3 separate regions of the Homo sapiens genome follow, and regions 1 and 2 are each linked to region 3. The links are chromatin contacts, found by Hi-C or POLR2A ChIA-PET in ENCODE. All regions are on one chromosome and are shown on one strand. Each heading gives the region's core, a stretch centred on a gene start or an enhancer-like site at or near the end of the contact. The rest is flanking DNA. Distances are from core to core; before and after follow the strand shown. Region 1 overlaps ZBTB20 (zinc finger and BTB domain containing 20). Region 2 overlaps ZBTB20 (zinc finger and BTB domain containing 20). Region 3 holds the start of ZBTB20-AS5 (ZBTB20 antisense RNA 5).

Region 1 (4,181 bases), core at 1,214-3,713, 110 kb after region 3:
CACTCAAACAAATATAATAATGATTAAAAAGTTTAAAATATTGCCAAGAACCACCAAAATGTGACACAGAGACATGAAGTGAGCACATGCTGTTGGAAAAAATGGTGCCAACAGACTCAATACAGGGTTGCCACAAACTTTCAATTTGCAAAAAATGTAATGTCTGGAAAGTGCAATAAAGTAAAGTGCAATAGAAAGAGGTATGCTTCTATATCCTATTTTCAATACAAAGATGCTGGGTAGCCAATTTCTACCACTGTCTTTGTCTATTTGACAAAACTTTCCCATGACTTTTATACTGTTAACTTTTTTGAATAGCAGATGAGACACATACTTGCATCCTCAAATCTGCAAAGACACCTTGGGCCAGTTTGAACCGAATCCCATTTTTAACTGAAAATGATGAAAATAAGGTACATTATTAGCCTGAACTTTGCATAACTCTAAAATGTATTAATCTTCGGTAAAAATTTTAATCTTAGTTTTAGAATCCTCATGAAGTACTTAGAATGTTTAAATGAGATAACACTGGGTATATTAAACATTATGAAATTGCCATTTCTGTAGCTTAAAAATGGTCAATTGTTGCCACAGTCAAGTGATTAAACCTAAGGTAAGTAATCAACTTACCTTATTAAGTTAACTGCTATTGTTGTAAGATAAATTATTCTCACTCTACAATCCTCCCTCCCTGAAAACTTTTCTAGTCTGGAATGTACTGCTGATAACTAGTGCTAGGGACATAGGGTTGAACTTGCCCATGATTTTAATTTGTAATACATAGGCTTTTAAAATTCATATCATAGCAGGTATACCTCCAAATGATGCCACAAAGACAGCCTAGAAAATGGGCCTTAGAAGATTAAGTTAATAAAGGCTTATTATTTTTCCTATAGCTGGATGTACTCTTAACTAGATAACTTTCAATAGAAATCAAGTTCATGAAGCAGGTTCATGGGAACTGTATTAGTTTCCTATCGCTGCTGTAACAAATTAGCACAAACTTATAGTTCTGGAGGTCAGAAAGTCCTAAAATCATGGTATCAGCAGAGTTATGTTTTTTTCTGGAGTCTTTAAGAGAAAATCCCTTTCCTTGAGTTTTCCAGTTATTAGAGGCCACCTGTATTCATTGGCTCATGATCTATTCCTCCCTCTTCAAAACCAGCAACGCAGCATCTTTCAATCTCTCTCTCTCTCTGACCTCTGCTTCCATCACCACATCTCCTCTGTGATCCTCCTGCCTGCCTCTTTCCTTTAAACGGCCCTTATAATCATATTAGGCCTAACCAGATAATCTGGCATAATCTTCCCATCTCAAAAATCCTTAATTTAGTCACATCTGTAAAGTCTCTTTGCCATCTAAGGCAACATACTCACAGGTTCTGAGGATTAGGATGTGAACATCTTCGGTGGGGTGGGGAGGGGGGCATTAATCTGTCTGTCACAGAGACCGAAATATTCTAGGTACCCAAATTTCAAATAGCAAGCAAGATGGTATCTTATTTCTTTAAACCTCATAGCATGGTAAGCTGCACAGACATTTTTACATATACCCTCATAATTTTTAAGGAGATTGTGATGTACAACTCTCCAGTTTCTCTTCTGGCACAAGTGTGTGGAAATCATGGTCTTAGCTTTGGTTTGTAGAACCAGATTTTACTCCTTTACCCAGTTTTAGTCAATCCCATTTATATTTAAATTTGTCCTTTTTGAGCATTCATACTGCTATCCTTAGCCAAAGAATTATTAGTACAGTAAGTGCTTTCTGCACTTCCTTCTCCTAACTCTAGGAATAAAAGGCACACGTGTTTAGCTGAGAACCAACCAGGACAGAATTCTAGCACTTCTCATTACATCTTTCTTGTGCTCTTCCTTCAGGCACTACATTGACATCTCAATAAGCAAATAACACCAGCGTTGCAGGTGTTAACACCAATGACTATACCATGAGAAATTCCCTTATGTCACGCCTTGCATGGGTAAAGTTAACTCAAATGTCTTCCTTCTCTTACCTAAAATATCTGCTTGCCTGACCTACATCTCCCTTGTCCATTGTTTCCAATGAACACTAACCCTTAAACATTTAAGCCTCATCAGCACATGCCCATCATAACAGCATAACATCCTTGTCCTGCTGGAAACTATTCAGCATCCAGAGGACCATCTTTATGCTGATAACACTAAAATATAAAATAATGCCAACAGCTGGTGCTACAAATGGCTTTTAAAAACGATGTTCATTCACTAAAATTCCTCTTGCTACTTTTGACATGAAACACGCAGTCTCTAATTATTCTGATCAAGACGGTGAAATACAAAAACAAACTTTAATTGTGTTTAACAGATATTTAATCAGGACTCACTGAACTACAGATTAAAGCTGAAATTCATAAACCATAATTACCCGATTGTCGCAATCTTTTGGTCCACATTCTCCTTCCGTCTGGGCGTCTGGCACCTTGCCCCGAATTTCTTTTACTGTCTTCTCAGCTTCATTACTGTTCATGTTTTCCAGCAGAGATTTAGCACAGATTACAAAATATCTGTTCTTGGCAACTTTCTTCATTAGCTTTTTCTCCCCCCTTGCAAAAAGTTTATTTTCTTTTTTCTACCAGAGTAGCTGGAACAGGCATACGTTTAGGGTGCTTTGATGACACAAACTAATTATATAGTTATCAGGAGATAATACGGTAGCGATAACTAAAGTTACTACAGTTATCATGTAGGTATCATGCAATTTCTCCAGTATACCATGCGGTGTGTCCCAGTCACCACGTAATTACCTAATGTCACTACTGCATTGTTTCATGGAAAATGCTTATCTCACCCCAACAAAACCTTTTCTGCCACATTTAGAGAAAAAAAAAGAAGTGAAATTCTTAGTTCTCATATCCAGTACTGCTCATTCCCAGTAAGATGTTGTCATGCAAATGTAAGGGAAACACCTGCCCTCTCCTGAAAATTTGCTCTTACAGGGAGCAAATGGAGCAATTATTATTATTATTTTTTCCTGCTTCACTCTTTCCAGGTAAAAGAAGTAATTACCAACAATACATACATTTTTTCTTTTTTTTTCTTTTTTTAAAAGAAACCAATCCCCCTACCGACCCCCGAAAGAAACACCCTATTTACTTAGGATTCGTTTAGTCTGGCACTTCCCCCCTATACTCTTTCCTTTCAAATTTCAGTCACTCACATTTGTTTTTCCTAGAATTATGGTGTAAATCATTCTTAACAAGCTAACTTGAAACTTCTCTCACTCAGTAGAAACACAAAATGCCACTGTAATTGAAACACGGAAGCTTGAAACTCTTTCTAACCAGTTCTTTTGGGCCACTCTTCAGAAGGGCATGCCGAGTTTCCCTCACAGTGCGGTAACCCCTGGGTCACACAGCGAGGATAACATCACAGACCAAGGCAAGAGGATAAAGAGAAGGCACTGGCTAAAGAAGAGGTGGGTGGTTCCTTTATTCCCCCCAGTTGGGCAGTCAACCCTATGAAGCAAGGACTGTAGTTGCTACTTATTTATCTCAAGTTGATGGCTTGAAGTCTGACCTCACTAAGACCTTTAGATGTGACATACCACCTGAGAGTTCCAGTTTAAAACAGGATGTAGCAGCTTCCTTTGCAGCACAAGTTGAAAGCTATTTCCAATTCTGCTTTTATTAGTCACCTCCCAATCTAAGAGCTGCCCATTCAATTGTACACTTAACTCATGTCGGGGTAAAAAGCACCTCCAGATTTAGAAGGGCCAGAAAAATTGCTATCCTATCCTAGCACATTGTTCTTCAATCACACAGTTCCTCTAAATACAGTTGACAGCCTTTGAGATGCAAAATGTATCACTTTAATGTAGTAGAGGTCCCCTTCACTGCATTGCCAAATCTATTTAGCAGAATCTTCTTGGAATAATCTGTCCCTAGACCTGAGGATGCACAGTGATTTCAAGCATTTTAAGCTAATGATAATGGTTAGTGCTGAGAACAGATGTACCTGGCTGTGATGTGATCTATTCCAGTAGGCTTTTATGAGCTGTTCATTCCTATTGACTTAGCATTTTATGTCTGTGCTTTTGCCTGGTGTGATGGTTGCATAGGGGTGTCATGTGTGTATTTTCCTGATGTGTGATGGCTGCACAGGGGGCTGTGTGTATTTTCTCAGTGCAATGGCCACACAGGGTG
Region 2 (4,526 bases), core at 1,784-4,283, 66 kb after region 3:
ATTATGTTCCCTTAAAATTCATATGTTGACATTCTGGCCCCCAATTCTTTAGAATATGAATAGATGTGTGAATAGGGTCATTGAAGATGTGATTAAGATGAGGTCATGCTGTAGAGTGGGCCTGCAATCCAATATGACTAGTGTACTTATAAAAAAGAGAAACTTAAACACAGACATGCACACAGGGAGAACATCATGTGACGATGACGGCAGAGATTGGGGCTGATGCTTCTATAAGCCAAGGAACACCAAAGATTGCCAGGAAACCACCAGAAGCTGGGTGGGAGTCACGGAACTCACAGCCTTAGAAGGAGCCGACCCTGTTGATACTTTAATCTTGAACATCTAGCTTCTATAACTGTGAGACAAAAAATTTCTGTTGTTTAAGCCACTCAGTTTGTGGTAGTTCGTTACAAAGCCCCAGAAAACTGATATACTCAGTAAAAGAAAAAATCTTCAGTATATTGGAATCAGTTCTTTCACTCATCAGGTACTTACTGAGTGCCTACTATGTGCTAGGAACTGCTCTAGGATATTGAATGAATGACTAAGAACTTCATCACGTTACTGCATTTTTTGTTCACTAATAAGTAATCAATCTATCAATCAATATATTAATAGATGAAATGCCTATCATTTATTTTATCAGCAAACATTTGTTGAGTATCTCCTATGTGTCAGACATCGTTCTAGGCACAGAGGATAACATTATTGGCAGATCAAGTTCTCCACCTTGTATAGTTTAAATTCCAGTAGAGGGAACATATATTAAACAAGAAAATAAGTAAATAAGATATGTAATTTTACTCTGTTTCTGACACTGAGAGTCATAGGCATTTATCCTCTAAATCACTGAACAAAGCTTGGAACTAGATAGCGAACATGTTACTTCACAGTTTACAAAGTAATAAGGAAGACAATGAGGTCTCATACTAGAGGCACGTTAAACCACAGGCAGTGTGCAGGCTTAAAGTGTTTGGGAAGGACATCCCAAAAGCTAGGTTTCTTAGTCAGTTCGTCAGTCAATCAACACATATTTCTTTTTTTTTTTTTTGACCAAATTTCTCTCTGTTGCCCAGGCTGAAGTGCTGTGACACGATCTCGGCTCACTGCACCCTCTGCCTCCCGGGTTCAAGCAATTCTCTGCCTCAGCCTCCCTAGTAGCTGGGATTACAGGCACCTGCTACCATGCCCGGCTAATTTTTGTATTTTTAGTAGAGATGGGATTTCACCATCTTGGCCAGGTTGGTCTTGAATTCCTGACCTCATGATCCACCCGCCTCGGCCTCCCAAAGTGCTAGGATTACAGGTGTGAGCCACTGCACCCAGCCATTTGACATGTATTTTTTAAGCGCTTACTGTATACCAGGCCCTATGCTGAAGATAGTAGAACTGTGGACAGAGCCAACATGGTACTATTACCCACTGAGCTCACATTCTAAGGGGAAAAATTTGAACAACAAATCTCACAGTCCGTTCTTTATCATATATCCTCATAAGAATACATAAAGGGGGTTAGGAGATCACCTGGGTCAGAGGACTGGCCCATGAGGGGTTTCCAAGGGGCCTTCCTTGAAGATGTGGTGCCCGGACACTGCTTTAGGGCTGGGGTATGGGTATTGGTTTGAGCAGGGTCATGAAGTTTTCGGTTTCTTCTTCCTCATCCCCTTTCAACCATGTACACACATTTCAAATACTTAAAAGCATTCTTCAAATATACTAAGAACACCAAGAACTAAACACAAGAGAAGGACTCTCCAGAGGAAAGGGGCCAAAAATAGAAGAGAAAAAAAACCCCTAATCTCACCATTTGTTTTGAAAACACCCAAAATGATTAAAACATATTATAAACTAAAACATATGAACTAATCACTTGCCAAGTTTCATTTTTAAATCAAAGCCGTTTTGAGGTTCATAAACTGAAAAAAGAATCTTCAAATATGAACTTGTGTTTTTCTTTTCTTGGCCCTCAGTTGGCTTGAAGCATTTGCTGTTATGCTGTGTGGAGGGAAGGGGAACCTGCTAGTTAGGAACATGTGGCATGCATGTACTAGAAGGTAAGCTCCACAAGATCATGACTCTTCACAGTGGTATCCCTGGTAAGTAGAAGAGTGCCTGAAAGATAACAGGGGCTCAATAAATACCTGCTGAATGATCAACTAGTGAATATTCTGGGCCCTTTAAGGGATTCTCCAACTCTCTTTTCTTACCCAAGCTGCATCTTGCTTTAGGCCAGTGGTTCTCAACCTGGGGCTAATTTTTGCCCCCAGTCAGGGGATATCTGTATTTTTTGTTGTCACAGTTAGAGAAGTTCCTACTGGCATTTAGAGGGTAGATGCCAGGGACGCTGCTAAACATCTTACAGTGCACAGGACAGCCCTGTTCCACAGAGATTTATCTGGCCCCAAAGGTTAATAGGGCCAAAGTTATGAAACTCTGATTTATGCCCTTTGTTTCTATTGGGCTGTACCTGGGAGTCAGATCCTCTGCATATTTGGAATGAAGTTCAGTCCTAAAGGAAGCACCCCAGAAAAGCCTCATTGCTTCATCCTCATTCCCTTCAAGACCTAATAGAACTGCCCCCACTCTAAGGCAGGCTCAGAGAGAGCCAATTTTGCCTTTTGTCCTCCCTGGGTCAACAATGCAATTGCTAGGGAAATCATCTGAAAAAGTCTGTCTCTACAATGCAAGTAAATAATTTTTACAGTACATTGGTAATTTCCCTGAGCTTACCTAAGCATATATACTAATTTAGTAAAATTCTCTTGTTTACAAACTAGTCATGTATCTGCAGGAAAAAAAAATCTCCTCAAGTTCAACCAGTTTATCCATGTCTGCTCAGGATCAGTACATGACTCTAGCTTTATTCATGATAAATAAGATCAACTTCAAGAATTCCATCAAACCCCAGTAATGTGCCTTTAGAGAGACTGGGCTTATAGCATTTCCTCTGCCACCCTCCTTGCCCTGCATATTAAAATACAGGTATCTGATTCCAGTTTCAATGGGGAAACTTCTGTCGTGCCAGAGGAGGGCATGCGCTGATTTCCCCACTCTGATGGTTGCTCTAGTAATCTTGGTGTTGTGGCATGTTTCCCAGTTACCATAGAGACTGCATACACTAAGACTGCAGCATTGTGATTGGTGGGAAAGATACATTTTGCAGAAGCTTTTCTGGAGAGATAAAGGTAAGACACGAGAAAGAAAGTGAGACTGCCAATAAAGGGGCAGAGCACAGAGAAGTCCCAAACAACCATACATTCTAGAAAACTGGGACAGCAGAGATTACAACTACTGCTATAAAACTACATAAACTGTTCACTCAATGGCTGCCTGTCAGGAAAATTTCAAGTATTGTCAGACAGAACAGACACAAGATATTCTAGAATAAAAAGGTAAACAAGTAAACCTACTGAGGTTATAGGGGTGACAAAAGGGAAATGGCAAGAAAACATTTAAAAATGATTCAATGCTAGAAAAAAAAAAGAATCTCAGAGAGCAATAAAATTTAAAGTTACATTTAACTTTAAATGTAGGCTGACCTTTGGGGAATTATTTAAATTCTGAGTACCTCTGCTTCCTTCCCTATGAAAAAGAAAAAGAAAAAAAGAATAAAGATGGAAATAGAAAGAATAAAGATGACTTCTCTCTCACTGTTTAACAGGAGTCTCTTTAAATATCTCAATAATTTGACATTATATCAGTTGAATATGATGTACCCCCCACACAAAAATCAGACAAAAACACTTAAAGGGGGTGATAAATAGGGGGACGTCATTAACAATGCAAATTGACTCATTCCATAGTTTCTTAGAGTAATGAGTCAACTGACTACGTGATCTCATGTACATAATTTTGTTCGGCATGAGATTTTGAGGTATACAATTACTACAGAAATCAAGGTATACCTGCAATGTAAAGGGTAAATCGTAGGCATTTTAAATGAAAGCTGGGGATAGGATGTGTGTTGGTTTGAGGGATGAGTGGGAGTGGATTTAAGAGAAAATCAGTCTAGGAAAATATCACATAAGTGTTTGTAAGTTCCTTGATATTCAGGTCTGTATCTTGTAATGCTTTATTAAACATATTTCAGACTAATATGTCCATTGCCTACTGGACATTCATATCTCCCTGTTTTTAAATACCTTTCAAATCTGTATCTTGAGCCATTACTTATCTCTTGACCTCTAACCCTTTATATCAAATGAATTACTAGACAATTACAATTAGATATTCCAAAAGCATCCTAAATTCAACATGTCAAAGCTGAACTCATCTTTTCCTTCAAACTTTCTCTTCCTCCTATGTTCCCTATGTGAGTAAATATTAATAGTATTACCATTCACCCATCTGCCAAAGTTCCATACCTAGGAAGAATCATGGTTGCTTTTATCTCACCTTCAAATAATCACCCGTGCATATAGATGTGCAATCCTAATAACCAAAGGAGGCCTTTTTTGAATAGAAAGCAATATTTACAGTTAATTGGGTTTTGAACTAATATTAATTTATTAAACTTACAAATT
Region 3 (4,719 bases), core at 131-2,630:
AATATAAAACTTTTTAAAGACTGAGTTTCTCTTATTTGGATGACATTCTTTTTAAAAGTATTTTTCTCCTTAAGCACTATTAAAAGCATTAAAAAATTCTACAAAAATACAGAAAAGTCTGAAAGCAATTCAAGAATATTCCTAAAGAAAACATGTAAGTGTAAGAAGTGAGTTACCCTGGAAAATTCTGGATTTGCCAAAAGTTCCCCTACTTCTAATATCTTTCAGTGAGTTCAAGTGCTAACACTGGCCACCTAGTACTTGTTTTTTATCTGAGGATCATTACTGAGGCAACACATACATAGTAAGGTTTCCCGAAAAGACTCCTTGTTATCAAGTTACTTCAAACATAAGGCACTCACACCTCCCAGCCAGGAGGGTTTTTTGATGAGCATCACACTCTGCCCTGATATGTATTACACCCTTAAGAAGCAGTTACATAAATGCATTCTATAATTATGGAAAATGTATATATCTATATTTTCCCCTACATTTTCCCTCCCCAGGGATATGAATAGATTTTATTTTCAGTTAATAGAAAAAAAAAGAAAAGAGTTTCTGATTCTTGAAACAACTGTTGTAGCTGTTTTCTACTTAGCAAAACAGTTATCTGTAGTTAGGAATGGTACATAATATATATTTAAGGATTTTTGTAGAGCTTGAGAATTGTTCCCCTTGTTTAGTTTCGTGTCTATAATGTACCTTAAAAAGATTTCTAAGTGACAATCAACATATAAATGCATTAAGAGGAGAACTTTAAGAAAGAAAACATTATCTTGGGTTTACAAATCCAGGATATTAGCATAAAGATATAAATGTACAGCATATATAAAAGATAAAATTGTTTACTACATTTTACACATACAGCTCACATCTGATTTCTTTTTGCTTTTGTTGGAGCATTAATTTGAAAATGATAAGCATTCTGAAATGTTTGCTACAACACAAATTCATGGTAAAAATATACATGCATAGGCAAAAATTGAAATGGAGAACACAAAGCTACGTGGCAATCAGAATCGTTGACAAAATCTCCATCTAGACTATATTTTGCATGAACTAGTGTATCATAGAAGGGGCAAGAAATCTCTCTGGGGGTTTTGTCATTTACATAATTAGAAACAAAAATAAAATACAAATATCTGCTCCCTTACTACCTTTTCTTAATAACTGACAAGTGACACAAGTGGTACCTTTTAAACAGATGGATGCAAAAACTTGTGAGATCGAATGAACTGATGTACCCCATTGGTATTTTGGGAACCCAAATTCCATAATTAACTTTTTACCCAAGTGGCAAAAGTAGAAGATGTTCTAGTCACCAAATTGATTATTTGATGGACTTTTGTTCTTTCTTCCACAAGATTTTGGCGACCCAGAAAGGGTAAAGACATGATAAGAGAAGATGCATCCTGAACAACTTTTATTGTGAGTAGAAAAAAAATAGCATAAAGTGAGCATAAGAACAGTTGGATTTGGAAAGATTAAAAGAGGAGAAAAGAGCAACATATGCAACTTAACTAGTCTTTTTCTTTTTAATTTTTTCATGTACATATATGTATATATTGGGATGATGGGGAGAAAAGATAACTGGATTTCTTTTGAATGTCTTTGTGTCTTTATAGAGTGAATGTTCTGTTCCTGTCTCTTTCTTTTTAGGCGAAAAACTAATAAAAATAGAAAAACATATATCAGACATTAAGCTCACTCCCCCCCCCCCCACCCTTCCCTTTGTAAAGAACTCTTTGTTCTCTAGTGAAAATGCTGAAAAATCCCCGGGCAGCTACTCCCTGAAACAAGTGCAAAACACTTAGAGGCTTTTGGGCTGGCTGGGAGCCAGAAACCCTCCCGCTGTCTGGTTAGAAGAGGAAAAAAAGAAGAGAGAGGGAGAGGGAGAGAGGGGAAGAGGGATGGGGGGCAGAGAGAGAGGAAGAGAGAGAGGAAGAGAGAGGAAAAGAGAAGGGAGAGAGAGAGAGAGAGAGAGAGAGAGAGAGAGAGAAATTGGAGCTTCCTTTAATAGACATAGGAAGCAGCGTTTTTTTCTTTCTTTTTTTTCAAAACTGGCGGTCAAGCGTTAAGTAACTCCCGTCTAAATCCACCTGCTAGAAATGAACTTGGGTAACCCCCCAGGGGTGCACAAAGACAGGGAAGACAGTAACATACTCCATACTCTTTCCCACCCCCCGTTGTACTGCTTCCATTCTTTCTGCTCTCATACACAAATGCCCACAGCTTCTCACGCCGCCCCTCTTACCCCCCAACAACAAACACAGCAAAATACATGCTCCCTCGGTCTCCTAAAAAAAAAAAAAGGCTTTTCCATCTCGGTTGCGACACAGTGATAAGGGGTAGCGAACATCTCATACCTGGTGTGAATGCTAATCAGTCAGGAGTTCTCCTTTTCCCAAGACAGGGAACTGTTTCCTTCCAAATTTATTAGAACCTCCTCCACTGCCTCTTTGAAAAACCTTCTTTGTCACCCTCTCCCAAGTCCCGATACTTCTTTAAAAAAAAAATGGCTTCGGAGCTCCTTCTATTCTTGATATTGATTCTCTCTCTCTCCCCCCACCCCTCCTCCTCTCTCCTGTCTGTGTCTCTTCTGAGTGGTCTATTGATAAGTCCCTGGAGGCACTGGGTCAGCCTGCCCGTAGGAAACCAGACACAATGCACAAATCTCCGAGTGCCATTCTGCCATCAGCAAGCAGACCACGTTTAGGAGAGAGAGAGAGGAAAAAAAAACAGTAGAGCAAGAGACAGAGAGAGAGAGAGAGAGAGAGAGACACCAACCGAGGGAGGGAGAGAGAGACTGAGAGAGAGGAAGAGAGAGGGGGAAGAGAGAGAGGGGGGGGAGAGAGAGAGAGAGAGGGAGAGAGAGGAGAGACGGAGAGAGAGAGTGTGTGAGAAAAAGACTGATTGGAACAGGAGGGAGAGAGAGAGAAAAGGAGAAGGAGAGAGAGCGCGAGAGGGAGAGCGGCACTGCCAGTCAGGTTAATCATCCCTACTTTAATTAGCTGTTCGGCTTAGACATAAAACAATTGAATTTGAATGATCTGTCAGCAGGCTCGGCTGAACCAAAGGGGAAAAGCGAATATTACAAAAAGACTGTTGGTGTGTTCTGATAAGCAATACTGCTCGTACTGACAAATCCTCAAAGGGGGAACTATTAAAACTTACAACTAAACAAAAAGTGCAAATACAAATGGCACTAGATAGAGGTCTTTAAAAAATGGAGTTTTCTCCTCTAGTTTTATGAACCATAGATATTTATGTGCAGGTGCCAACATATTAGGGGTTTTCGTGTAATGTGTGAAAGTTTATTAACGATGGTCTAGGAGTGTAGCAGACAGATGCTGCAGAGAACAAGACAGGTACAGTCAGATGCCGAATCTAGATCTTGGAGGGAGAAGGATGCTGGAAGAAGAGGCACCGTGGCAAGAGATCAGCACAGACAAAGTCAGTGGGCAGATAGGCAGACAGATTTTAGGCACGGCACGATCTCATCTAAAAAGGCAAAAGTTCTGATGCAATATTAGGTACAAAACAATCCATCCATCCTCCTCTCCCGGGTGCACTCCAAGGTACAGTTAAAATGGATTAATCTTTGTGACAAACAGAGCTGGCAAGGCAGACACTGAAGGCGATTTGCAGACCCAGAGAATACAGAGCTAGAAAAAGCCCCAGAGATCAATCTCTCCCCCTCCCAATTTAGTAGAGAGGAAACTGAGGCCCAGAGTCGACACTAGACACTAGGACTCCAGGAGCCCACCAGGCCAGTGCTCTTTCCACCACACCAGCTAACCTAGAGTATTCTTTGAAGATCTGGCCCAACAGGTATGAAAATCACCCTTACCTCCCAAATAAGAAGATTACTCCACCTATATAGTTAGTGCACAAACCTCCAATTTCTCAAAATGTTTAAATAGCCAAATGGAAATATAATTACATATATAAATACATTTCCACTTTATATATATGTGTGTTTATGTATATATATATATATGGAGAGAGAGAGAGAGAGACCATTTTGAATGCTAGGAACAAGGGATTTAAGTCTTTAATTCATTCTAGGAGAAAAGCAGAAAAATATAATATTGTAGAGGCCTCGTCTCAGCAAGATATAACTTGTGTCACATTTTCAAGCTAATGAAGGCTAGTGGTTTGATCTACAAAGACCTCACCCTGAATTTACAATTCGCTCTATGAACATCATCTGCTATATATCACCAAGTGAGAAGATGTGGTTTTTCTCATACACCTCGTTTCTAAAATATAGGCACATTGTGGGTGAAAGAGATTGAGTCTTTCAGCATACTATGTAGTTTTAAAGCACTGATGAGATTTTCCACCTGGAGAATTAGGTATGTACAACCTTTCCAATATATTTCAATTGAAAATGAGCTACTAAAAAGGGGAAACTATATTTTCCGCCCATGAAAGTGATGGTATCTTTTTCGGGACACATATGATCATGTTCACTAAGGATTCCCTTTTGACAATGGGTAATTGAAGGTCCAGTTTTTAAATGGTGAAAGAGGTGCTTATGAAGAGAACAGTGCCATCAGATGTTACTGGAGAGATTAAGTTTCTTGCCCTAAAACAAGACTCAGGATGTGTATGAAACCGAAAACTATCTCTCAGTCATGCTTCAGCAACAACATTGCTACTTAGGGAGAAAGAAGAAAACCGAAAGAAATGTCAGGCACGTGGGAGCCCACTCAA

What was found. Hi-C counts contacts between places; a loop is a spot of excess contacts on that map. ChIA-PET counts read pairs that join two places held with the same protein, here RNA polymerase II (POLR2A). Pooled maps may share reads with other maps.
Region 1: a loop to region 3 is called in a map with no recorded cell type, with 2.5 times the contacts of the local background. The contact joins the enhancer-like site here to the promoter of ZBTB20-AS5 in region 3. A Hi-C loop is called at or near these places in 2 of 168 maps with a recorded cell type or tissue (Caco-2 and sigmoid colon), 4 of 37 single-sample maps with no recorded cell type and 5 of 50 pooled maps. POLR2A ChIA-PET finds 5 or more read pairs at or near these places in 2 of 52 experiments (HEK293 and Panc1).
Region 2: a loop to region 3 is called in a map of heart left ventricle, with 5 times the contacts of the local background. The contact joins the enhancer-like site here to the promoter of ZBTB20-AS5 in region 3. A Hi-C loop is called at or near these places in 4 of 168 maps with a recorded cell type or tissue (B cell, endothelial cell of umbilical vein, heart left ventricle and 1 more), 5 of 37 single-sample maps with no recorded cell type and 6 of 50 pooled maps. POLR2A ChIA-PET finds 5 or more read pairs at or near these places in 7 of 52 experiments (A673, GM12878, IMR-90 and 4 more).

Annotation. Positions count from the first base shown.
Region 1 is chr3:114,562,939-114,567,119 of GRCh38, forward strand. The region is part of intron 6 of ZBTB20 (zinc finger and BTB domain containing 20); the gene reads right to left. Among named protein-coding and RNA genes, the nearest start is that of ZBTB20-AS5, 110 kb to the left of the region's middle. Within about 2 kb of position 2,464, at least 2 of the 41 ENCODE cell types and tissues checked have a DNase peak (open chromatin) inside an H3K27ac peak, as active enhancers do.
Region 2 is chr3:114,516,543-114,521,068 of GRCh38, forward strand. All of the region lies in intron 6 of ZBTB20 (zinc finger and BTB domain containing 20), which reads right to left. ZBTB20-AS5 (ZBTB20 antisense RNA 5) reads left to right here. Exons shown (of 3, transcript NR_121661.1): 2 at 1,974-2,057; 3 at 3,101-3,590. Among named protein-coding and RNA genes, the nearest start is that of ZBTB20-AS5, 65 kb to the left of the region's middle. Within about 2 kb of position 3,034, at least 3 of the 41 ENCODE cell types and tissues checked have a DNase peak (open chromatin) inside an H3K27ac peak, as active enhancers do.
Region 3 is chr3:114,452,213-114,456,931 of GRCh38, forward strand. It overlaps ZBTB20-AS5 (ZBTB20 antisense RNA 5), which reads left to right and starts at 1,381. Exons shown (of 3, transcript NR_121661.1): 1 at 1,381-1,428. All of the region lies in intron 7 of ZBTB20 (zinc finger and BTB domain containing 20), which reads right to left.